3 separate regions of the Mus musculus genome follow, and all the other regions are linked to region 1. A link is a loop called in an ENCODE intact Hi-C map of the cell type or tissue named here. Cell type or tissue: left cerebral cortex. All regions are shown on one strand. Links, peaks and the distances in the headings refer to the core of each region. The heading gives the core; the rest is flanking DNA.

The links. Hi-C counts contacts between places; a loop is a spot of excess contacts. Peaks named below come from ENCODE experiments on the same cell type or tissue, not always from the same donor. Only the 100,000 strongest peaks of a DNase experiment are listed, where the experiment ranks them.
Region 2: it touches region 1 in a loop (2.1-fold over the local background); 5 of 42 quality-filtered maps call a loop at or near these places.
Region 3: it touches region 1 in a loop (3-fold over the local background); 6 of 42 quality-filtered maps call a loop at or near these places.

Annotation. Positions count from the first base shown.
Region 1 is chr6:113,527,702-113,533,464 of GRCm38, forward strand. Emc3 (ER membrane protein complex subunit 3) reads right to left here and starts at 3,937. Exons shown (of 8, transcript NM_175101.3): 1 at 3,627-3,937. The coding sequence starts at 3,781. It overlaps Fancd2 (Fanconi anemia, complementation group D2), which reads left to right and starts at 3,981. Exons shown (of 44, transcript NM_001033244.3): 1 at 3,981-4,047. In left cerebral cortex, for the core only: CTCF peaks have their summits at 2,483 (motif pointing left) and 4,053; a DNase peak (open chromatin) is centred at 3,950; H3K4me3 peaks cover 1,622 bases; H3K27ac peaks cover 674 bases.
Region 2 is chr6:113,677,747-113,686,162 of GRCm38, forward strand. It overlaps Irak2 (interleukin-1 receptor-associated kinase 2), which reads left to right. Exons shown (of 13, transcript NM_172161.4): 9 at 901-1,096; 10 at 4,987-5,049. Among named protein-coding and RNA genes, the nearest start is that of Tatdn2, 15 kb to the right of the region's middle. In left cerebral cortex, for the core only: a CTCF peak has its summit at 3,693 (motif pointing left); a DNase peak (open chromatin) is centred at 3,679.
Region 3 is chr6:113,701,091-113,709,506 of GRCm38, forward strand. Tatdn2 (TatD DNase domain containing 2) reads left to right here. Exons shown (of 8, transcript NM_001347356.1): 3 at 1,011-1,631; 4 at 2,944-3,816; 5 at 6,176-6,303; 6 at 8,370-8,416. It overlaps Mir7042 (microRNA 7042), which reads left to right and starts at 6,118; the gene lies at 6,118-6,175. In left cerebral cortex, for the core only: no CTCF peak of the experiment used is centred there; no DNase peak of the experiment used is centred there.

The sequences.
Region 1 (5,763 bases), core at 1-5,000:
CACAGGGATAGTACCACCCTCTAGAGGCCTTATGGAAATCTGGGCAACTTTTTGTTTCTTTTGAGAAGGTGTTTCACTGAGCCCAGGCTGGCCATGACGTCTCAATTCTCCTGCCTCATCCTTCCATGTGCTGGGATTATAGTTGTGTACCATTATCCCTGGCTATTTCAAGGGAAAGGGTTGGTGTGAGACAATGTCTTACACTATAGCCCTTACCCTATCTGATCTCAAACCCATGGTGATCCTACGTAAGCTTCCCCTGCTCTAGGAGTCTAGGTGTAAGCTACCCTGTTTGACATATCTGGAACTTTTTTGATTGTCGTAATGACAGTGTGGAGGAGAAATGCCATATAACTGTCACTTGTCATGGATTTAGAGATGTTATGATATCCTCAATGCTAGGTAGTTATGTAACAAGGAATGGTCCTATGTCCTACACTACTTCTGTATACCTCACTCAACTATTCTAGTTATCTAAGGTGCAAACCTAACTCCAGTGTGGAAGGAGCACAGGCTTTCTAGCTACTAAGTTTATAAACAGGTTCTGGGTAGACTTAGTATACCATTTATAGACAGTACTGCCTCTGTGACATCATCTGCTTTAGCCCACAATTGATCTGTCCTAGTTGTGATTTTATAGCTAGATGTATGCATATGACATCTTGTAAGATAGCTGTGCACAAATATGCATGTATGAAATGCATACTAAAAATCTCTTTCCTTTATTTCTGATTATTACACCTCGGACACTGTGTTACCTTTTAAAAGTTCTTGAAAAACAAACCAACAAACCAACCAACCTTCTTATATATAAACTGTATAATTCATCTGTAGAATACTAAAAGAGCCGGGAGTGGTGGCGCACGCCTTTAATCCCAGCACTCGGGAGGCAGAGGCAGGTGGATTTCTGAGTTCAAGGCCAGCCTGGTCTACAGAGTGAGTTCCAGGACAGCCAAGGCTACACAGAGAAACCCTGTCTCAAAAAAAACAAAAAACCAAAAAAAAACAAACAACAACAAAAAAAAGAATACTAAAAGAGCTGAGGGTCTGATGTCATTTAGAATCATCACTCTAAAACTGTGAGGTGAACCAGGGCAGAAAACTGCATCACATAGTTACACTCAATCTGTACAAATGCAATGCTCTATTACCCTGATGACTTTGGAAAGGCTGTTTGATTTCTCTGATTTTCCTTTTAGTTATAAAAGCGGGGTTAGGATAGCATGCTTCGTTGTGAGGATAAAATGACAATTATTTTACAGGAATCAGAAACTGTTGAATGAGGCTGGAGCAATGGCTGAGCAGTTAACCCACTTGTTGTTCTTGTAGAGGAGCCTGGTTCAGTTCCTAGCTCCCACATGGCCGCTCACAACTAGTTTTCTATAACTCCAACTCCAGTGGATCCACCCCCCTCCTCTAGCCTCCGCAGGCACGACACATACAGTACATACACAATTCATACATGCAGGCAAACGCTCAATCACAAAGAACAAAACAAAAATACATTTTTTTTTTGAGACAGGGTCTCTCTGTTATGTAGCTCTGGCTGTTCTGGAACATTCTAAAGAGACCAGGTTGCCCTGGAACTCTCACATATCTACCTGCTTCTGCTTCCTGAGTGCTGGGATGAAAGGCATGCACCACCATGCTAGCAAAAGTAGATACTTAAAAAAAAACTAAATAAAATTTAAATTACTGAGTTTTCTCCACTCCCCATCTTCTTGTAGTTTTCAAGTCTGTACTAAGCTAACTTCCTAAGGCTTGCTTCAGGGGGCTGTCTCTAGTCAGCTCTGAAACTAATGGCACACAAAATAGTCATAGTGGGCACTGTTGGGAAAAAGAAAGAACCTAGGCTTGGGAACCACGAGATTTAGCTTAAAGTCATGAATTGTCATCATCCATTACTATTACGGAACTCTGTTAAAGTCTCAGTTTCTATAAAATGAGGACAGTATCAACCACATTGAGTTGCTTTTTGGTTTTAAATAAATTAACAAATGTTAAGTCCTTATCATTGTACCTGCTTAGAATGTTTCATAAAGCTGGCTTATTATTATTATTGCTGTTGTTATTATTATTATCAGCAGCAGAATAAGGAAAGACAAAAAAAAAAAAAAAAAAAAAGACAATCGAAAATACCCAAGCTGGACATTTTGGGGGACAGACTCTCATGTGCACCAGCCTGACCTCCAGTCTATAGGTAGCTTGCTTGAGCTTCTGATCTTCCTACCTCCATCTTTGAGTCCTGGCATTACAGGCTTACACTGCCATAGCTGGCTTATGCTGGGGTAAGGAACCCAGGGCTTCAAAGCCAGCTGTCCAAGCACTGTACCCAACTGAGTTACATCACAGCCTCATTGCAGAAGAAGTGTTTTTAGGGCTGGAGAGATGGTTCAGCCATTAAGAGCACTGACTGCTCTTCCAGAGGTTCTGAGTTCAAATCCCAGCAACCACATGGTGGCTGCAACCATCTATAGTGAGATCTGATGCCCTCTTCTGGTGTGCCTGAACACAGCAACAGTGTGCTCACATACATAAAATAAATCTTTTTTTTTTTAAAGTGTTTTTAATTTAAGGTGATCTTTAAATCACCAGCAAATGGAAATCCAGTATTACTTGCCACAAAAAGAAAGTAACTTTTAAATACGATAAAATGAGGTTTTTTTTTTTTTTTTCTTCTTCTTCTTTTTTTTTGGTTTTTCGAGACAGGGTTCCTCTGTATAGCTCTGGCTGTCCTGGAACTCACTCTGTAGACCAGGCTGGCCTTGAACTCAGAAATCCACCTGCCTCTGCCTCCCAAGTGCTGGGATTAAAGGTGTGTGCCACCACGCCCGGCAAAATGAGGTTTTTGTTTTGTTTTGGTTTTTGTTTTCTGTTCTCTGCAGAAACGTTTGAAACGTTTCTCTTCATTAAAGTGATTCCTATGTGATCTGGACAAGTCAAGGAACCAGCAGCACTGTCTTCAGCTAGTCTCTGAAAATGACTAGAATAAGTGATTGAAAACTGTTACTGATTTTAATGTGAAGTGGCTGAAGTTATGTCAAAGTTCTGTCTCCCACAGAAAAGCACTGTAAGAAGGCAAGTGAGGAGAGGAGGCAGGTGGAATGGTCCATCGCAACTCCTCACACGTCTCTGTGGTAGTCTCCAAGCTTTGGAGGCACTTTATACCTTAGCATCTCAGCAGATCACTACAGTTCTTTGGTAGTGTAGATTATGAAATTCACTTGCCTGGATGTTAGCAGGACTCAAGGGAATATTGCATCTGACTCTCAGTGGGTACTCTTAATAACGGAATGGAGCAGGATAGTTCAGAGAGAACCTCACTGACGGTTGGCAACTAGCCTAACAATATTAAGAACGTTTTCTTAAACACTTAGTACATGCAAGGCCCTGGGCTAAAGGCTTTTAGGTATCATCCAATCTAACATCTACATGCCTGCTCTCTCTATTAGGTAGGTACTGAGATTATTCCCATTTTACTGACAAAAATGAAACACAGCTAACCGCCAAGGTCAACCCGTAGGGGCGCGATGAAAACTCAGTTAAAGTGATACAATCAATCCCTGCACTTTCTTGACCAAGGTCACCCGGGAGTGAGGTCAGCAGGATAGGGTGAGGGTACTGACCTGTCAGACACTTGTTCCTGGGTGAGCTTCTTGTCGCTCTGCAGTAGGATTGACACGTAGTGGCGGATCATGCCCACGAAGAAAGTGATGATAACGATGGGCAGGACCACCCAGAGGCGGATGTTGGAGTCAAGCAGCAGCTCGGGCCCCGCCATCTTCGCTGAGAGTTCGCTGCGGGTCGGGAGGAGTTGGGTTCCTCCCGGCTTTCGGCTCCGGGCCTTCACCCGCCCCTCAGTCTGGCTGGCGTGGAATCTGGGGCAGCCTAGCTTTCTCCGCGCACTGTTTCCAGCTGGGCCGCCAGGCCGTCAACTTCCGGTGCGGGCGAGTAACGTCACGCCACGGCGCGGCTTTGATGGCGTCAGAGCGCCGTTCTTCTAGCGGGAAAGTCGAAAACGAAGGGAAGCAACTGGCGGGTCCCCAGGTTAGTGGCTTTTTAGGCTTTCCTGGGAGCGAGATGGTATCTCTCCGAAGTCAGACGGCCCTGACTTGTTCTAGTGTTTCCCTCTGAAAAGTGGCTGTCAGTGATTACATATTATTGTAGGAAACGCATAATAAGAAATCTCGTATAATAAGAAATTTGAACCTGTTTTTAGTTTTTGAGGCTTTTTTTTTTTTTTTTTTGGCAAGACTTATTTAATGTATATGTATGATTTGACCTTCTGTGTTTATGTGCACCACATGCATATAGGAACCCGAAGGGGCGCAGGATTCCCTAGAACTGGAGTTACAGGCAGTTTTGAGCCGCATGTTTGAATGGGAACTGAACCTGGGTCCTCTGCAAGAGCAGTAAACGCTCTTAATCCCAGAGCTGTCTCACCAGCCCAGGAACGTTAATCCTTAATAGAAACCATTGCCCTAGTCTGGAGAGATGGTTTGGAGGTTAAGAGCACTGGCTGCTTCTCCAAAGGTCCTGAGTTCAATTCCCCTTAACCACATGGTGGCTCATAACCATGTATAATGAAATCTGATACCCTTTTCTGATGTGCAGACAGAACATTGTATACACAGAAAAATAAAGAGAGAGAGAGAGAAGCTGGGTGGTGGTGTCACTTGAGAGACAGAGGAAGTTGGATCTCTGAGTTCGATCAAGGTCAGCCAGTCCTCAGAGTGAGAGAAACCCTGTCTCAAACAAAAGAAAGCAAAACAAAAAAACAAAACCAACCAAATAAAAAACAGTAATAATAATAATAGCCCATAGTCTTGGCTTTTAGGAGGTGGAGGCAGGAGAAGTTGCCTTTGGCTATGTATGAGTTCAAGACCAAACAGCTACACAAGACCCTAGAAGTTGAAAGTAAGACAAAACCCACAGATTCTGGCCTGTCTAAGAACCAAAAATAAATGAACAAAACAAGGAGTACAGATTCTGGAACCAGACTTTTTAGAGTTAGAACCTCAGCCCTTCCCCTGATTAGGAGACTAGTAATGGTATCTTTCTTAAGTTAGCATGTGAGAAATATGTAGATTATAATTAGAGCATATAAGACAAGGTTGTTTGTTTGTTGGTTATTGAGATAGGGCCTCACTGTATATCTGAAGCTGGCCTAGAATGTAACTGGTAACTATGTAGACCAGCCAGTCCAATTTACATGGTGGAATCCTGTCTTAAAAATAAATACGTACTAGAAAAATAGCTCAGTGGTTAAGAACACTTGCTGCTCTGCAGAGAATCTCGGCTCCTTTCCCAGCACCCACATAGTGGCTCATAACTATCTGTAACTTCACTTCTGGGGGCTCTAATACTCTCTTCTGGCCTATGCAGGCATCCAGTGTGTACATGGTCCACAGTCGTATGCACAGGCAAATCATCATACACCTAAGATTTAGATATTTTAAAAATAAAAATGACTGTCCTAGCACACACAAAGCTATGATGTTGAAACGGAAAACGTGTTCAGAAAAATTGTTCCTGCTTTTCTTCACTGCTCCACCTACAGGTAGACTAACGGTCCTCATAAGCTCTCACTCAATTCCCTGGCTTCTCTTCGATTGCAGTCACACAGACGTAGTTCAATACATTAAGACCTTGTAATGCTGTACGCCTCCTGCACGCTGGAATGATGTCTGTCTTGTTTTGCAATGTTTGATGTTTGTCTTGTCTTATACCTTCAGTCCTTAGCACCACCATGACACAGTACTG
Region 2 (8,416 bases), core at 1,373-6,372, 150 kb after region 1:
TTTTAAACTTTTTTTTTGTTTGTTTATTGAGACAAAGTCTTGCTGTCGAGCAGAACTGGCCTCTAACTTACCAGTGTAGCCCAGGCTGACCTGAAGCTCACTACGTAGCCTACACTGGCCTCGAACTTCCAGCAGCTCTATCTTAGTTTCCCAAGTGCTGGGGATTATAGGTGAGCTGCCACTGTGCCTGGCCTGGTGTCTTCTTTTTCAAATACTGCTCGGTGGACCAGTGAGATGGCTCAGCGGGTGAAAATGCTCGCTGCCAGGCCTGATGGCCTGAGTTTGATCCCTTGAATCTAAATGATGGAAGGAGAGAGCCTGCAAAACTTCCCACTGAGCTCCCCTGGCAAGATGTGGCATGCATACCCCCTCCCCCAAGGAATTCTCTCTCTGAGAATTTTCTCTCCCTCCAATTATGACTGGATCAAAGTATATTTTCACTTCTCCCTTTAAAAATTAAAAAAAAAAAGCTCCCCTTCCCTACAACCTGAGCAAACTGAGTTACAAAGGATGTAACTGGGTTATAAAGGATGCCAGTGTCTGGGTTGGCCCCAGAGAGGCCAGAGCTTGTAATGGGAACAGCTTTAGAGGAGTCTAGGCCAGAATGAGCAGTGGGCTTGACCTGATGAGCGGTGGGGCCGGCCAGGGCTGGCATCTGTGGGGAGTAGAAGTCTGCATTTCCTGCATATTCCTGGGGCAACTAGGCCAATTTTCAGCTCCATTTCCATTTAATGGAGTGAGTGGGTTTCCAAGGTCCTACCCATTTATGGCTGGCTATTTCATGTTGAGTGTCTTCTGTGAGTGCCTCCACTCCACCATTCCCAGGGCTGACGCTTGCCCAGTGCTAAATTGTTTGGCCAGTGTGTCTCCACGGCAACCTCTTCACTTGCTTTCCCGCAGTGCCAACGTCTTGCTGGACCAGCATCTTAACCCCAAGCTGGCTCATCCTGTGGCTCACCCTCATCCCGACAATAAAAAGACCAAATATACCGTCATGAGGACTCACCTGTTCCAGGCCTCAGCTGCATATCTGCCGGAACACTTCATCAGAGTGGGGCAGCTGACCAAGCAGGTGGACATCTTCAGCTGTGGAATTGTAAGCATTTCCTCGTCTGCCCACAGGCTGGCTGTAAGCGTGGGGCTTGCGTGGAGTTACAGCAGAGGCTGCTGGACTGTGGCCTCCAGGCCAGATCCGAGACAAAGGCATCTTTGAAAACCGTTTATTTCACTTGCTCTTAGTCTGTGGGTGTGCATTATGTGTGGGGTGTGGGATGGGGGTGTAGTTCGAGTGAGACGCTCAGGTAGTATCGACCTCCTTTGGGATCGGCTCTCTCATGGACCTGAAGCTCACGAGTTAGGCTAGACTCACCAGTGAACCCCAAGGATCCTCCTGTCTCAGTCTCCCCAGGGCTTGAATTACAAGTGCATACCACAACATCTGGCATTTGTATATGAGAATCTCAGGATCTGAGCTCTCAAGTCCTATGTTCACAAGGTGACCATTCACGGACTGACGTATGTCCCTAATTTGCCTCCCCACCCCCATTTTTGGTACCGGAGATAATACCGAGACCCTCAGACATGCGAGACATGTGTTCTACCACTGAGCCATACTTCCCAAATTTTTGCAATAAGGTGTCACTGGGTCCCTGTGGTCCAGCCTAGCCACCAACCACGATCCTGCCTCAGCCCTTTGAGTACTGGAATTGCAGCTGTGTGCAACCAGGCCTAACTTCTATGGTCTATTTTACATGGCTTCTGAGTTATAAGTGATTTTCATGGTTAAAAAGGTTTACATAGCTGGGCATGGGGGTAGATGTTTGTAATCCCAGCACTTGGAAAGTCAAGGCAGGAAGATTGCTTTTAGTTCAGGCTAGCCTGGGCTACATAGCGAGTTCTAGGTCAACTTAACCTTGTGTCAGAAACTCTTAAAAAATGGTAAACAGGTATATACAGAAACTGTGTATGGTTGGTGATTCTGTGGGCTGTAGATGTTATCTCTCGACTTCCTGCTTCCCGTCCATACTGTTGGCCTACCACCTATTTCTCTGTCATGTTTCTTCATCACTCTTCCATCGGTGACCATCTACCTCTCCTGCATACCCTGCCTCAGGACCGGGTGCCGGGTGCTCAGGGCGTACTGTAAAGCGTCTGTAGTCTGAGCCTGATAGTCTGCTCAGTTCATCTTTAGGACACACTGAGTCCTGTTGATGTCTGCAGGATGGGTGTGTTAAAAGGGCTGAGAGGACGGATAGGTTTGGAAGATACTGTCGAGCAAAGCCAAGCGGGCTTTTCATTCCAGACTTAATAGGGTGCTGACCCTGTGACCTGGTTGTTGTGAACCCAGCAGAGAAGGTGATGCAAGCCCCTGCAACCCCACTTGACAGCAGAGCCTGGTTTTCTTGCTGTCTGTCTGTCCGACTTGGTGTTGCAAGACCACAGAATGTTCCACAGCATTGGGAATGTGACCCGAGATGCACAGTTTGTTGCCTGCAGCCAAACTCAGACTGTTGCGCTCAGGGCTTTGCATGTGCCTTCCTCCCTGTCTTGAACTCTGTCCTTCCTCTCTGTGACCACAGTCTTCTGTCTGTTCACATCTGCCTCTGGAGCCCTCACCAGGCCGCCTTCTGCCCTCAACTGGACCTCTGTGTCCCAGATTCAGTTTCCTTCTGCCCCTGGCTGGCCACTCTGCTGGCTCCCATTTTCCCCATTTGATCCCCCCCTAGAGTTTCCTGTGAGTGTGTCGGTGAGGCTAAGCAGCCCTACTTGGAGAACCAGTGGCTCTCTGGGAGAGGAGGCAGAGCGAGTTCTAGGGGAACCTAGGCAATTTAGGAAGACTATATCTCAAAACAAACAGAACAGAATAAAGCAAATGAAAACAAAGATTGAAATAAGTCAAAACAAAGCAATAGGGCAGACCCTCCAACTACCAGGCAGTATGGCCTAGTGCAGTCCAGGCACTTCCGCCATCTAACACCTGCCCACCCCATGTTTGGGCCTCAGTTTTGCCTTCTGGAAAGTGGGGTGTTAGTGGTGCTTATAGAGTAGTAATGGGGCTGGATGTGGTGGCAAATACCTTTAATGTCAGCACTCAGAAAGCAAAGGCAGGTGATCTCTGTGGGTTCAAGACCAGCTTGGTCTACAAAGTGAGTTCCAGGGCAGTGAGGGCTCTATAGAGAGACTTGTCTCAAATAAGTAAATAAGTAAGTAATTAAGTAAGTAAATAAATAAATAAAATTTAAAAAGAGTGTAATAGGATGTGTATATATGGGTATTGTAGTATTAGTGTGAGTGTGTGCATGTGTGCATGTTTGTGCCTATGTGCATGTGTGTGTGCATATGCATGTGCATGCGTGCATGTGTGTGCAGGTGTGCACATGCCATACTGCATATGGAGGTCAGAGAATAACTATCTGGAGTTGTGGCCTTTCTCCTGCCACCTTGTGGGATTGAACCCTAATAGTCTGGCCTGCACGCCAGTACCTCATCTTGCCCGCTGTTGTCTCAGTGTTTTTATGCTCACTAAGTGACCCTTGTCAGAGACTTGTTCCTTCCGGAATCACATGGCTGAGACAGAGGAGATGTCTATCTCCTGATTTGTTTTCCTCTGTTCCTTCCTGCAAGGACCTTGCTGACTGCCTCTTCTCAACTGACTGTAGACCCTTTTCTATGGAGTGCTCTGTGCTGCCCCCTCCTGGCCACTGTTGTCACGCTCCCCGTGAGCAGGGTAACCTCAGTGCCTAACCTGTGGTTTACTGCTCTAACTTGTTGCAGGAGGGTGTGGGAGAGACACCATTGCTGTTCATCTTGCAGCATAGCTGCTCTACCCCACGTGACACATGCAGATTCTGGCCCAAGTTTCAGTTCCCAACCCTGGGACTCACTTCTTGTGCAGAGCTGGACTTCCAGTCCAGGCTTCTGTGTCTGTCTCCCATGTCTGTAGTTTTATTTTTTGTTTGTTTGTTTGTTTGTTTGTTTTTTGAGACAAGAGTTTCTTTGGGTAGCCTTGGCTATCCTAGAACTAGCTCTATAGGCCGGACTGGCCTGGAGCGGGTAGAGATCCACCTGTCTCTGCCTCCTGAGTTCTGGGATTTAAGGTGTGCGTCACCACCACCTGGCTCACTCCTGAATCTTTTACACTGCTGAGAATCTCATGAACAGGAATGGCAGGCTTGCTCTTCGCACAGGTACAAATCACAGTTTCCCACTTGGGTGTTGGCTCAGGGCTGTGTTCCTCTGTGAGTGAGTAAAGTAGGTGGGGGTGGGGAATCCTGGTAGGGTGGCAAGACAATCAGGAACTCAAGGCCACCCTCAGCTACAGAGTAATGTCAAAAGACCCTTGTCTTAAAAAAAAGAAAAACAAAAAAAACAAAAAAACAAAAACAAACCAAAAAAAACCAACCCAAACCAAACAAAAACAAACAAACAAACAAAAAACCAAGAAAAGGGCTGGGCAGTGGTGGCGCACTCCTTTAATCCTAGCACTTGGGAGGCAGAGGCAGGCTTATTTCTGAGTTTGAGGCCAGCCTGGTCTGCAGAGTGAGTTCCAGGACAGCCAGGACTACACAGAGAAACCCTGTCTTGAAACAATCAATCAATCAATCAAACAACCAAACCAAACCAAACCAAAACAAGAAAAAGGGGCTGCAACATGGCTCAGTGGGAAAAGGTGCTTGCTGCCAAGCCTGACAACCTGAGTTCCAGTCCGGGGACCCACGCAGTGGGAGGTGAGCTCCAGTTCTCACAAGTTGCTCTCTGACCTCTGTGCAAGTGCCATGGCGGGTGAATACCAACACACACACACACACACACACACACACACACACACACACTCAATAAATAAATAAATTATTATTTATTTTATTTACTATTATTATTAAATAATAATAGTATTAACAGTAATAATATCAGAAAAGATGAAGCCTTTGTCATTGTCTAAGTCTTTTGCTGACTGTGTGTGTCAACTCTGTGTTCTCTCCTACCCAGGTATTGGCCGAGGTCCTTACCGGCATCCCTGCGATGGACAAGGACCGCAGTCCAGTTTACCTGGTAAGAGATCCAGTCACTTCGGGTTGGTTGGCTGGTATCCTTGGGCACACGTCCATGTGGGCAGGGAGGGCCTTGCCCACCACATGCAAAGTTCTCAGGCCTCAGACCAGAGCTCTTGGCATCCATGACATCTTCCCACACTGCCATTTTAGAAGCACAGCAACTGGCGCTGCCGTGTGTATGCAACTGCTAAGCCTCATTCTAGCCTTAGTTTTCTTCTTCTTTTCTTTCTTTTCTTTTCTTTTTTTTTTTGTGTGTGGGGGGTATGTATATCTGTGAGGGGATTGATCTTACATTATGGTCTAGGATGGCTTTGAGTTCTTGGTCATCCTCCTGCCTCTGCCTATTTTTGAGTTCTGGGATTACAGACTTGTGCCACACAGTCAGCTGCAGCCCTCTGAGTGAGCCTTTTCCTCTGTTTCAGCCTGCCTTCCTTTCTTTGGTGAGTCCTTGCTAATCAAGTCGGGGGTGGGGTGAGGGTGGGGTTGTCCTTACCCCTCCCCTCCCCCTACCTCCAATTGCCTTTTTTTTTTTTTGGTGGGTTTTTCGAGACAGGGTTTCTCTGTGTATCCCTGGCTGTCCTGGAACTTACTTTGTAGACCAGGCTGGCCTCGAACTCAGAAATCCGCCTGCCTCTGCCTCCCGAGTGCTGGGATTAAAGGCATGTGCCACCACGCCCCAGCTCTGATTGACATTTTGTCCTGTGGTTTCACTCACTAGTCGCTCGCTCTAATTTTCCTTCACATTTCCTGGGTCCTGGGAGTTGGCTCTTGAGCCTCTCCTGGGTTCCTGGTTGATGCTTTTGTCAAGGACACTTTGTCCTAGCCTGTACACAGCCCTGACAATAGAGTCAAGCTCCCCACACTGTGAACTCACTGCCAGTAGCAGATGCTGTTGCTGGCTACAAATAAGATCTTTCTTCCCTGGAGGGTCTCAAGGGCGGGGCTCTGGGAACTGCCTCTGGATCCCCTTTCTTTGTGGTAACTTGTCTCTCTCTGCAAACCACTCATGTGCTTTCGCTGTTACAAGCCTATTTCTTCTTCCTCGACTGCTCGGGGTTAAGGCTAAGTTTCCCCAAAGATAAATAGTTAAAAGCTCATGCTTTTCTGGACCCCAAGTGAGTGCCAGAAGCGCCATGGCACCCTTAGCCATCTTTACTTCTAGGTATTGAATCTCTGATGGTGTCAGGCATGTTGTGTTCCCAGATTCTGAAACTCCCGCTGAGATAAAATTCTATTGCCCAGCTAGCCTTGAACTCCTGGGCTCAAGCGATCTTCGTGCCTTAGCTTCCAGTGACCAGGAACCATAGGTCTAATGACACCACACTTGCCTCATTTTTATCTTTTAAATTGTTTTTAATTCTTCTTTTATATTACATCCCCAACTGTAGTTCACCTCCCCCATCCCTTCCAGTCCCACCTACCTCCTCTCTCCCAAAACCACTTATCCTCAATTTCCCTTGGAAAAATAAAACAAAAAACGTCCCAGCAGGCCTCCCAGGGATATCAACCGAACAAGACTATAGCAACATGATTTAATAAGACTAGATGCAAACTGTAATGGCAAGGTTGGATGAGGTAACCTAGTGGGAGGAAAAAGGGTCCCAAGGGCAGGCAAGAGAGTCAGAGATAGCCCTCACTCCCACTGTGAGGAGACCCACAAGCACACCAAGCTACACAAGCAAAAGGTATATAATATGCAGAGGACCTAGCACAGACCCATGCAGGGTCCGTGAAAGTGACTTCAGTCTTAGTAAGCCCCCTGTCAGCCCAGCTTAGTTGATTCTGTGAACCCTGTTTCCATGGTCTCCTCAACCCCTTTGTCTCCCACAATTCTTCTGCCCCCTTCTTCTGTGGGGTTTCCCTGGCTCAGCCTAGTGTTAGGCATCTGTTCCCATCAGTTGCTGGATGTGACTCTCTGGTGATTGTTGGGCAGGCATTGGTCTATGACTATAGCACAATATCATTAGGAATCATTTCATTGACTTTTTTTTTTAGCCAGTTGTGTTTGGAGGCAGATGAAGGCCTTGTAGAGGAAGGGTTGGCTGAGTGGGTGACTAGAGTGGACCAAGGGACAGAGACTAGGTAGGGATGCATTCTAGATGGCAAAACCAAGCCTCACTATGTAACTCAGGCTTGCCTTGAATTTACAGACCTCTTCCTCAGTCTCTGTAGAGTGCTGGGGTTATAGGTGCGTGTTGTCAAATCAGCTTTAAGATGCTGTGTGTCTTATAATATGTAATTATAAATATGGACATATTTATATGCACATAGATATGTAGCAGTGAAATATATATATACACACATACACTAAAAACAAATAAGTATACAGCAATTTGATACAACAAATGTAGGGGTTGACTTTGAACTCCTGATCCTCCTGCCTCTACTTCCTAAGTGTTAGGATTGAAGGCACACAGCACCGTTGTCTGTCTACCTGGCTTTGAGGCTGCTATATAAGCAGAGGACCAACTGGGCTACAGCCTTGACCTCATAAATGAGTTACTCTCTCGCTCCTGACTCTGCTCCTGCTTTGTGTGGAGGTGGCATGATTCCTGGCACTCTGGGGTCAGTCCTGAGCAGCAATCACATGCATGCCCTTCGTTTTGTTTTGTCTTGTTTTGTTTTGTTTGTTTGCTGTCCTTCTTGCTTATTTCTTGGTAAGACATTTCAAATGCCCTTTTGAAAGAGGTAGCTCTGACTCCCTTGGGATCCTGCTTTGCCCCTGTTGATGCTAGGTCCTCCCGCTAGGTCCCCAGCTCTCCCCCTTCACGTTGCCTCTCTTGGAGAAGCTGCTTGCAGTTGGTAATGCTTGTGACTCCGATTTCTGCAGAGTGGGTACAGTCAAGGGTGACCTTTGGGGACCTGCTGCTTTTTGTCCCAGTTCATTGCAAGACTTATCACACGCATTGCTATATCAGCAGAAACAAAAAGGGCCTGTGTACATGTTAATAAGATTAATTCATGAGGCTGTAGAGATGACTTTGCAGTTAAGGGCACTTGCAGAGGACCTGAGTTCAGATCCCAGGATCTATGTCAGGTGGCTCACAACCTTCTGTGACTCTGGCTACAGGAGATCTGATGCTGCCTTTTGGCTTCTGCTCACACTCACACACAGGACAAATACACAGCTACACATACATACATACATACATACATACATTCATATCCTAAAAAAATAAGATTAAATTGGGACTGGAGAGATGGCTCAGTGGTTAATAATGCATACAGCCGTTCTTGCAGAGGACCTGAGTTTAGTTCCCACAACCCATGTCCAGTGGTTTACTACCTGGATCCTGCAACTCCATGTCCAAAGAATCTGACACCCTCTTCTGAGGGTATCTGTACTCACATGTCCTTACCACGCA
Region 3 (8,416 bases), core at 1,373-6,372, 170 kb after region 1:
TATGCCACCACGCCTGGAGGGAAATAACTTCTTGTTGTCGAACCATCTCACTGCTTCTGCTTCTTTTATTTTTATTTTCTGAAACCAGAGTTGTAGTACATAACTCAGACTTACATGGAACTCAATATGTAGCCCAGGCTGACTCATTTACAGTGGTCATCCTACCTTAGCTTAGTGTTGTGATTATAGGCGTGTGCCACTGTATCTGTCTGAGAGAGTGTATTTACTTTGTGAGGAACTTAATATAAATCCTCAAGCTGCAGAGAGTGTAGAATGCCCTGGGTTCATGTATGCTGTGTTTTACAGCTGGGGAGGTTTTCATGGTCTGTTGCCTTTGGGAGGGCTGGACCATGCTAGGCTGAGTGCGGCTCCCCTGTGGACTCTTGGAGTGAGTGCATACAGAAGATAGAATAGGGCTGAGGAGTTATCTGTGTTTCTGGAGGTGGGGAGTGGGTGTGAGAATGACTTGGTGCATGCTGAGGTCATATTTGGGAAAGTACCCTTCTAGCAGTAAGGTTACAGTTTGGGGAAAGAGAAGACTTGAAGGAAGGTTAGGCCATAGGGGCAAAAGAACTTACTTAGGACCGGGGGACTTGGGTTCATTGAGCCAGTCCTATCCTTTGTCAGGGTCTTAGGTTTCCTGATTTTTGTAGTAGGACTGGGCCACTTCCAGTGAGAAAACAATGAACTGTTATTTTGTCTAGTGTGAAGTGTGTAATCACTTCCCACTGCAACTCTACTGTTACATCTCCATGCTCCCTGCTCACTCTGGCAAGAGGAGATCATGCTGCATTTTAGAAGTGAATTTTAAGTGACTGAAACCTTATTTATTATATGAGCTTTCCACAGTAGAGAGGGAGAAACTCCTCTCTGGGAGAGTCTTAACCTTGTCACACTCACTTTGATTTCCCTTGTGCTGATGGACCCACTAATGACTTGTCATCGACTAAGTGTAGCAGGTAGAAAATTGCTCTTGGAACAAACCTTTGAAAGTTTCTTTTAAATTCCAGGTTGATTCTAAAGATAGTTCTTGCCGCTCTACGAACTCTGAATTTGCAACAGAAGCTGAGGGTCAGAGTGATGCTATGGAGGAACCCAACAAGTTCCAGAAAAGGAAGAAGGACAGGCCTCAAGACCAGGGCTCAAGAATGATCTACCTGAAGGCCATCCAGGGCATCCTGGGGAAGTCAATGCCCAAGAAGAAGGGAGAAGCTGCCACCACTCAGGGGAAGGCAAGCTTGGGAGACTGTCCTAATCAGGAAGGACCAAGCAGGAAGGTGGAAGGACCAAGCAAGAAGGTGGAAGGACCAGCCAGGAGCAGGGACGGACCGTCCAGGAGTGGGGAAGGACGGTCCAGGAGCCGGGAAGAACTGGTCAAGAGCGTTGAGGAGGGACCAGCTGCAAAGGTTACAGTTACTGTTTCTCAGAAAGAAGAGTCACATACGAAGGTCAGTGTGGAGAAGGAAGCGTCTGCGCTAGACAGGAGCAGCTTCAGTGACAGAAGAGTGATCATAGATTCTGTGAAGAAAAGTAGTGAGGAGCTGCTTGGGGACCGAAGGACAGTTATTGACAAACCCTCTCCAGCCCTAGAATTTTTTGATAACTCTGACTCTCATGCAGATATTCAAAAGGTAAATGAACACACACCAGATTTCTTTGGTTTAGTTTTTGGGTTTTGAATTCTCTTAGTTACATATATTTGTCATTTAGTCTTTCTAGTTTGATCCTAAGTGATATAGATGAAACTATTTTTAGTTTCATCCCCCGTCCTGACCTCTGTTTCCCACCATTAGGAGGATCAGACTCAGGGCCTTAGGAATTCTAGGCTAGAACTCTTAACTCCTAGCTCCTCTGAGGATCGTAAGCAGTGCTTTATTCAACATGGACTCCAGGAAATTAGTGTCTCTCTTCTGCCATTCCTTTCAGTTATTAATAAACTTCAAATCAGCTTTTTAAAAAATGCTTTAAAATTCTATTAAATGTAGGGTGTAGGTTTGCCTTTATTGAAAAAGACCAACATGATAGTGGCTTAAACAAAATAAAATTTTGTCTTAAGAAGATGGGTCCCATCCCAACTGCAGGGATCTTGGTGCCTTCTTCTGTGTTGATGCTCTACCCTGCTAAATACAGTATCGATTTTTTTTTAAAAGATTCATTTATTTATTTTATGTGAGTACACTGTAGCTGTACAGATGGTTGTGAGCCCTCATGTGGTTGTTGGGAATTGAATTTAGGACCTCTGCTCACTCTGGTCAACCCCATTCACTCCTGTCGACCCTGCTCGCTCCATCCCTGCTTGTTCTGGCCCAAAGATTTATTTATTATTATAAATAAGTACATTGAAGCTGTCTTTAGACACACCAGAAGAGGGTGTCAGATCTCATTACGGGTAGTTGTGAGCCACCATGTGGTTGCTGGGATTCGAACTCAGGACCTTCGGAAAAGCAGTCAGTGTTCTTACCCCCTGAGCCATCTCACCAGCCCAGTATCGATCTTATAGCCTAAATTGGGGATGGTGATAGAATTGAGTTTGTTACTTAGACATTGGCCAGTAGAAAGCAGATGAAACAAAAGGAAATAATATACTTCTTTTCTCTTGAGAACTTGGTTTAAAAATTGTACACGTTGAATCTTCTCACACTTATTTAGAAGCATCTGGAAAGGCAGTAATATCTAGCTTCAAGGGAGTCTGAGAAATTCTGCCTTGAGTCCCAGTGTTCAATCATCAGGTTCCACACTGATGGCTTTCATCTGAACTGATTGCATTGCAAAGGCCTTTGAATCACAAAGTTAGGCTAAGTTTACACCCTTTGTAACCGCAGAGTGGGATTAAGGTCAGTGTCTGTTCTGGGGGGGAGAGACCATTCTGCAACCACAGCATTGGGTGAGGGAGGGGTTGGGTCACCCATAGGAGAGCTGACTTGTTGCTTTTCTTCTCTGCAGCACACAGACAGAGAGGTGGTGATGGAGCATCCCTCTTCAGGGAGTGACTGGTCAGATGTGGATGAGCTGGCCACTGTGAGGTTCTCCCAAGAGGAACCTGTCCCACTGAAATACTCAGCAGTTTCAGAATCCTCTTCCTTCCCCACTGACTGTGTAATGTACCCTCCTCATTTGTATAGTAGCCCATGGTGTGACTATGCCAGCTACTGGACTAGCAGCCATAAGACACCTGGTTATCCATTAGTGGGATCCAGCAACCATGACTCGGCACAGGCTGGGAAGAGCAGCCAGGATCTTCTGAGTGTTCACTCCTCCAAGTCCCAGAGCATCTCCAAAGGCCTAGACATTGCCCAGGAAGGTAGGTTCCAGAATTCCCACTCACTTCGGTTCTCCAGAAGCACAGAGGAGGAGGAGGTGAAGGGGAAGAGGACATTCCAAGAGGAGACACCACTTCACCACACCAGAGAACACACATCCAGCTCTTTGCCAAGGAGCCACAGAGAGCTGAGCCTGGAAGAGGGCTTCATCGATACCCACTGTCATCTAGACATGCTCTACTCCAAGCTGTCTTTCAAGGGGACCTTTACAAAGTTCAGAAAGATTTATAGCAGCTCCTTCCCTAAGGAGTTTCAAGGCTGCATCTCTGACTTCTGTGATCCAAGGACACTGACTGATGGCCTATGGGAGGAACTTCTGAAAGAAGATCTGGTTTGGGGGGCTTTTGGCTGTCACCCTCATTTTGCACGATACTATAATGAGAGTCAAGAAAGAAAGCTTTTGCATGCCTTACGCCACCCCAAGGCTGTGGCATTTGGGGAAATGGGGCTGGACTACTCTCACAAGTGTACTACTCCAGTTCCTGAACAGCACCAGGTACTGGCTCTAGTCTGCTTTCCTTCAGGCATTTTCTTTAGTGGTTGAACTTCCCAGTAAGGGCTGTTAGTATGCCATTTCCCCCGCCCCCTCCCAGATAGGGTTTCTCTGTGTAGCCCTGGCTGTCCTTGAATTTAGAGATCTACCTGCCTCTTCCTCCCAGGTGCTGGGATTAAAGATATACCTCCTGCTTTTTCTTTTTTTTTAATGTATGATTTTGCCATTATATCAAACTGGCCTTGAAATTGTGGTCCTTTTGCTTCAGCCTCCCCATGGCAGGATTATAAACCCTTGCCACCATGCCCAATTTACAAACTCTATTAGTGGAGGGTTTTGTTTTTGTTAGTTTAGTTTGGTTAGGGAATTTGCATTGTTGAAGATTAAATCCAGGATTTTTGCAAATGCTAGGAGTGTGCTCTGCTGCAGAGACACACCCCATAGCATTTCATTTGTTTTGTTTGTTTCCCTTTGTAAACCTAGCTAATTTAATTAATTTAATTTAATTTAGTGGTGTCCATATGTGAATATATGTACATGAGTGCAGGAGCTGGTGAAGACCTTAAGAGGGTAGTAAAGGCCCTGGTGGATTTCCAGGTGTTTGTGAGCTTCTTTACTGGTATCTGGGAAATCAACTCAGGTCCTCGGGAAGGACAGGAAATATACCTAACTGTTGAGCAGTCTCTCCTGCTGCTGCCTGTTTTGAAACTACTACTACTTTTTTTTTTTTTTTTTTTTTTTGGTTTTCAAAACAGGGTTTCTCAGTGTAGCCCTGGCTGTCCTGGAACTCACTACATAGACCAGGCTGGCCTCGAACTCAGATTCTCCCACCTCTGCTTCTCAACAAGCTCTGGGATTAAAGGTCTGCTGCCCAGCACATAGGAATCCTTCTATGGCTAGTGTCAGTGCTAAGATAGTTGCTTTCTGTCTGACAGCAGCACACTTTTTTAAAGTTCATTTTCTTGTTTGAGGTTAGGTATCATGTATCTCAGGTAGCCTTGAACTCGATCTAGCTGAGGACGACCTTTAACTCTGTATGTTGGGTCTACCTCTCCAAGTATAGTACCATCTCACAGGTTTGTTTTGGTTTTATAAAATGAAGTATGCCTGTTACAGAATACTTTAAAAAGTACAAAAATGTACGAAGAAGACTAATTCTCTTTCAATTTGAGATAATGACTATTAGCAGTTATAACATTGTCTTCTTCCTGAGTATTTTTTGAACTTGACATTTAGGTAGGGGAAGAGTCCTGCGAGGCTTTCAGTGTACTTCTCTGATGGGGGTGCCGCTGCCTCCTATTGTTCATCCATCCTTTTCTGGCTCCCAGGTGGTGGTTGTGGTAGAGCATGCATGCATGCATGCATGCATGCATGTATGTATGTATGTATGTATGTATGTATGTGGTAGAGCAGCTAGCAGGCCTTTGAAATCTCCGAATGTGCATCCTGCAGGCTGTATAGGCCTTGGGACTGGAGTGTTGGGATCCTGACTGCAGAATTTGGCTTGCTGGTTTTCATCTGGTTCTTTTCATATCTGGCTTCAGGTAGTAATGTATTAGCCATGTGACACATATATAAAGTAACTACATCTGAACACATGGGGGAAAATAGAGTGTCAGGATAGTGAGACATAATGCTTTTCCACTTGGGCTCTATCTTACTGAGAATTTCTGTTGTAGTTATAAACACAATAACTACAAGAACTCTAGAATAGGAACTAGGAGGCAGGAACTGAAGCAAAGGCCTTAGAAGAATGCTGCTGACGGTCTTAACTCCCATGGCTTGCTCATCCTGCTTTCTTACCTACCCTAGGACTACCAGTCTAGGGGTGGTGCTATCCACAGAGGTCTGGGCCTCCCCATGTCAACCATCAATCAAGGAAATCCCCCACAAGGCCATATGGTGGGGACATTTTCTCAAATGATTCTAGCTTGTGTCATAGGGACAGACCATAAACCAGGATAGTGCCAGTGGCATAGGTTAGGTGTGCCGAGGGAAGAGGAGCAGTTCAGAGAGCTCCTCACTGAAGTGTCACACTTGTGTAGCTGCTGTTTACTGGATGCCTGCACAGTGTTCTTTGCTAGCTGCTCAGGGAACCAAACCTCGGGGTGCTGGGGCAGGGTCCTCAAGTTCTGGGTTACTGCTTTCTGGGTTGGTCATAGTGTCTCCCTAGGGGACCAGTGAGGATTGCAGGTTGGTGAGCAGCACAAGATAGTGATTTGAGGGCTTTGAGGAATCGGCAATGTAGAAAGGACTAGTAGATGGTGATCATGTTTACAATTCTATTGTACAGTTTAGAAGCAAAGAATTAGAGACAGCAGAAGGGCCACTAATTAGCTGTTGTCCCTTTGTTTTCTCTCAGGTGTTTGAGAGGCAGCTGAAGCTGGCTGTGTCTCTGAAGAAGCCCTTGGTCATTCACTGCCGTGAAGCTGATGAAGATTTGTTGGATATCATGAGAAAATTTGTGCCCTCTGACTACAAGATCCATAGGTTAGGAGCTGCAGTTTCAGTGGGCACATGGCATTCCTGCACTAGCTGCAGATGACAGAAACTCCAGGAAAGCAGTCATGCTATCTGGGTGGTTTGTGAGGCTTTTTGCGATCTCAATCCTTATTACATTTTAAAAGTAACTTGAAATTATTTTCTTTTTTTAGATTTTCACATATGAATACTTTATTATATCATTTCTACCTCTTCCCTCTGTATTACATTAAAGTTTGTCAGTTTTGAGACAAGGATCTTGAAAGCCTAGGTTAGCCTGGACCTCATAGATATCATCCATTGCTTCAGCTTCCAGAATACTGGGGTTACAAGGTGTGCAGCACACCTGGCTTCCTGTTACGTGTAGAGGATCTTTTTAAATGAATTAAACATTAAGTAGAACCACAGGAAACTTTTGGCACTTGACTCTGCTTATACAGTAATTTTTTAAAAGCTTAAATTAATACCCTTTAATTACCAATGAGCTGTAAGAGGCTTCCTGTTTTCAGATGTGGGAGTGGCTGCTGTAGGGTCCAGTAGCTCATCATACAGAGAGCTTTCCAAGGTTTCTGAAAAGATAGATACTGCTTATATTTCTTTTCCTTACTCGAATTTGAAAGCTCTTTTTTGTTTTGTGATAGGGTCTCATGTTAGCCCCCAGACTTCAGATTTATAGCTGAGGATTGCTTTGAATTCCTGATCCTCCTGCCTGTCTCCCCTCTGCTGAGATTACAGATATGTGCCACCATACTTGATTAAAAACTCCATTTGCCCAGGTGGCATTAAAGGTCCAGGTTGTTTTACCTCTCAGTGGCAACCAGTCCTAGTCTAGGAAACTCCCTTGCATCCCTACACTGCACGTACTAGGCATGAGCCATTTCTGGGGATGCCACTGGGGAGCTGTCAAAGACGGACAAGGGCTCCTGGGAATGGAGTATGCGGAGTGTAGGACAGAGGTGGACTTAGATACAGAGGGAGCCAAGGTTAGGGGCTCTTTAGCCTGGCTAGAAATAAATGGTCAGGGGTTGACATGTGAGTGAGCGCTTTAGCTGGGCAGAAGGAATGAACAGTATTCAGGGAGGCTGGATCCAAATCTAGATCTTGTTGGGCGGCAGAAGGGGCTGGGATTTCATCTACTATGCTTCCACCCATGGGGACTGAAGCAGGGTCTGAGGTGCAGTGGAGAAATGGTTGGGTTTTCAGGACTTTAACAATGGCTGTCTTGCTGGGCAGTGGTGGCACATGCCTTTAATCCCAGCACTTGGGAGGCAGAGGCAGGGGGATTTCTGAGTTCGAGGCCAGCCTGGTTTACAGAGTGAGTTCCAGGATAGCCAGAGCTACACAGAGAAACCCTGTCTCAAAACCCCCCAAAAACAAAACAAAAAACCCATGGCTGTCTTTAAAGAGACAGCTGGACCAAAGCTAAGAGACAAGACTAATTCTCTTGATGGAGAGTTGTGGCTGTTCAAAGCCCTGATTTGCAGATGAGTTGACAGTATTTCTTGCCTAAGAACGTGAACTACTGTCACATTCAAGAAGAAAATTCTTAATCCTAGCTCTTGAAAAGCAGAGGCAGGTGTATCTCTGTGAGTTTGAGGCCATCTCTCTCTACATAGTGAGTTCTAGGGTAGCCAGGGTTATTGTAGGGAGACCCTATCTGAAACAAACAAATCCACCTGTGACCTAGTCACCATTATTTTCACTTTGCCATTTCTTGGCATCTGACAACAGAGACATGATGTTTTTCCATACTGTGGTTGTAACCTGGGGAGAGCTGGTCTTTATTCTTTCTGTCTCCTCTCCCACACTTCTCCAGTCTGTGCCATGGCTGGAGTTGTGTCAGATGGCTGCCCACATTGTGGGGTGAAGGTGGGACTGGTAGTGTTCAGTATCTGAACCTCATGCCAGCTTGGTCTTGCTGTGTTTGGTCTGCCTCCTTTCTCAGCTTGCTCTGGAGTCTGCTTGGATGCAAATTTTTCTTTTTTAGTATCCACTAATGGGGGCTGCAGGCCTGGAGGCAGCTAGGGGTTGCTGCTGAGGCCTGGGAGTAAGCCCTGAACTGTACTCTCCCACAGGCACTGCTTCACTGGCAGCTACTCAGTCATTGAGCCCTTGTTGAAGT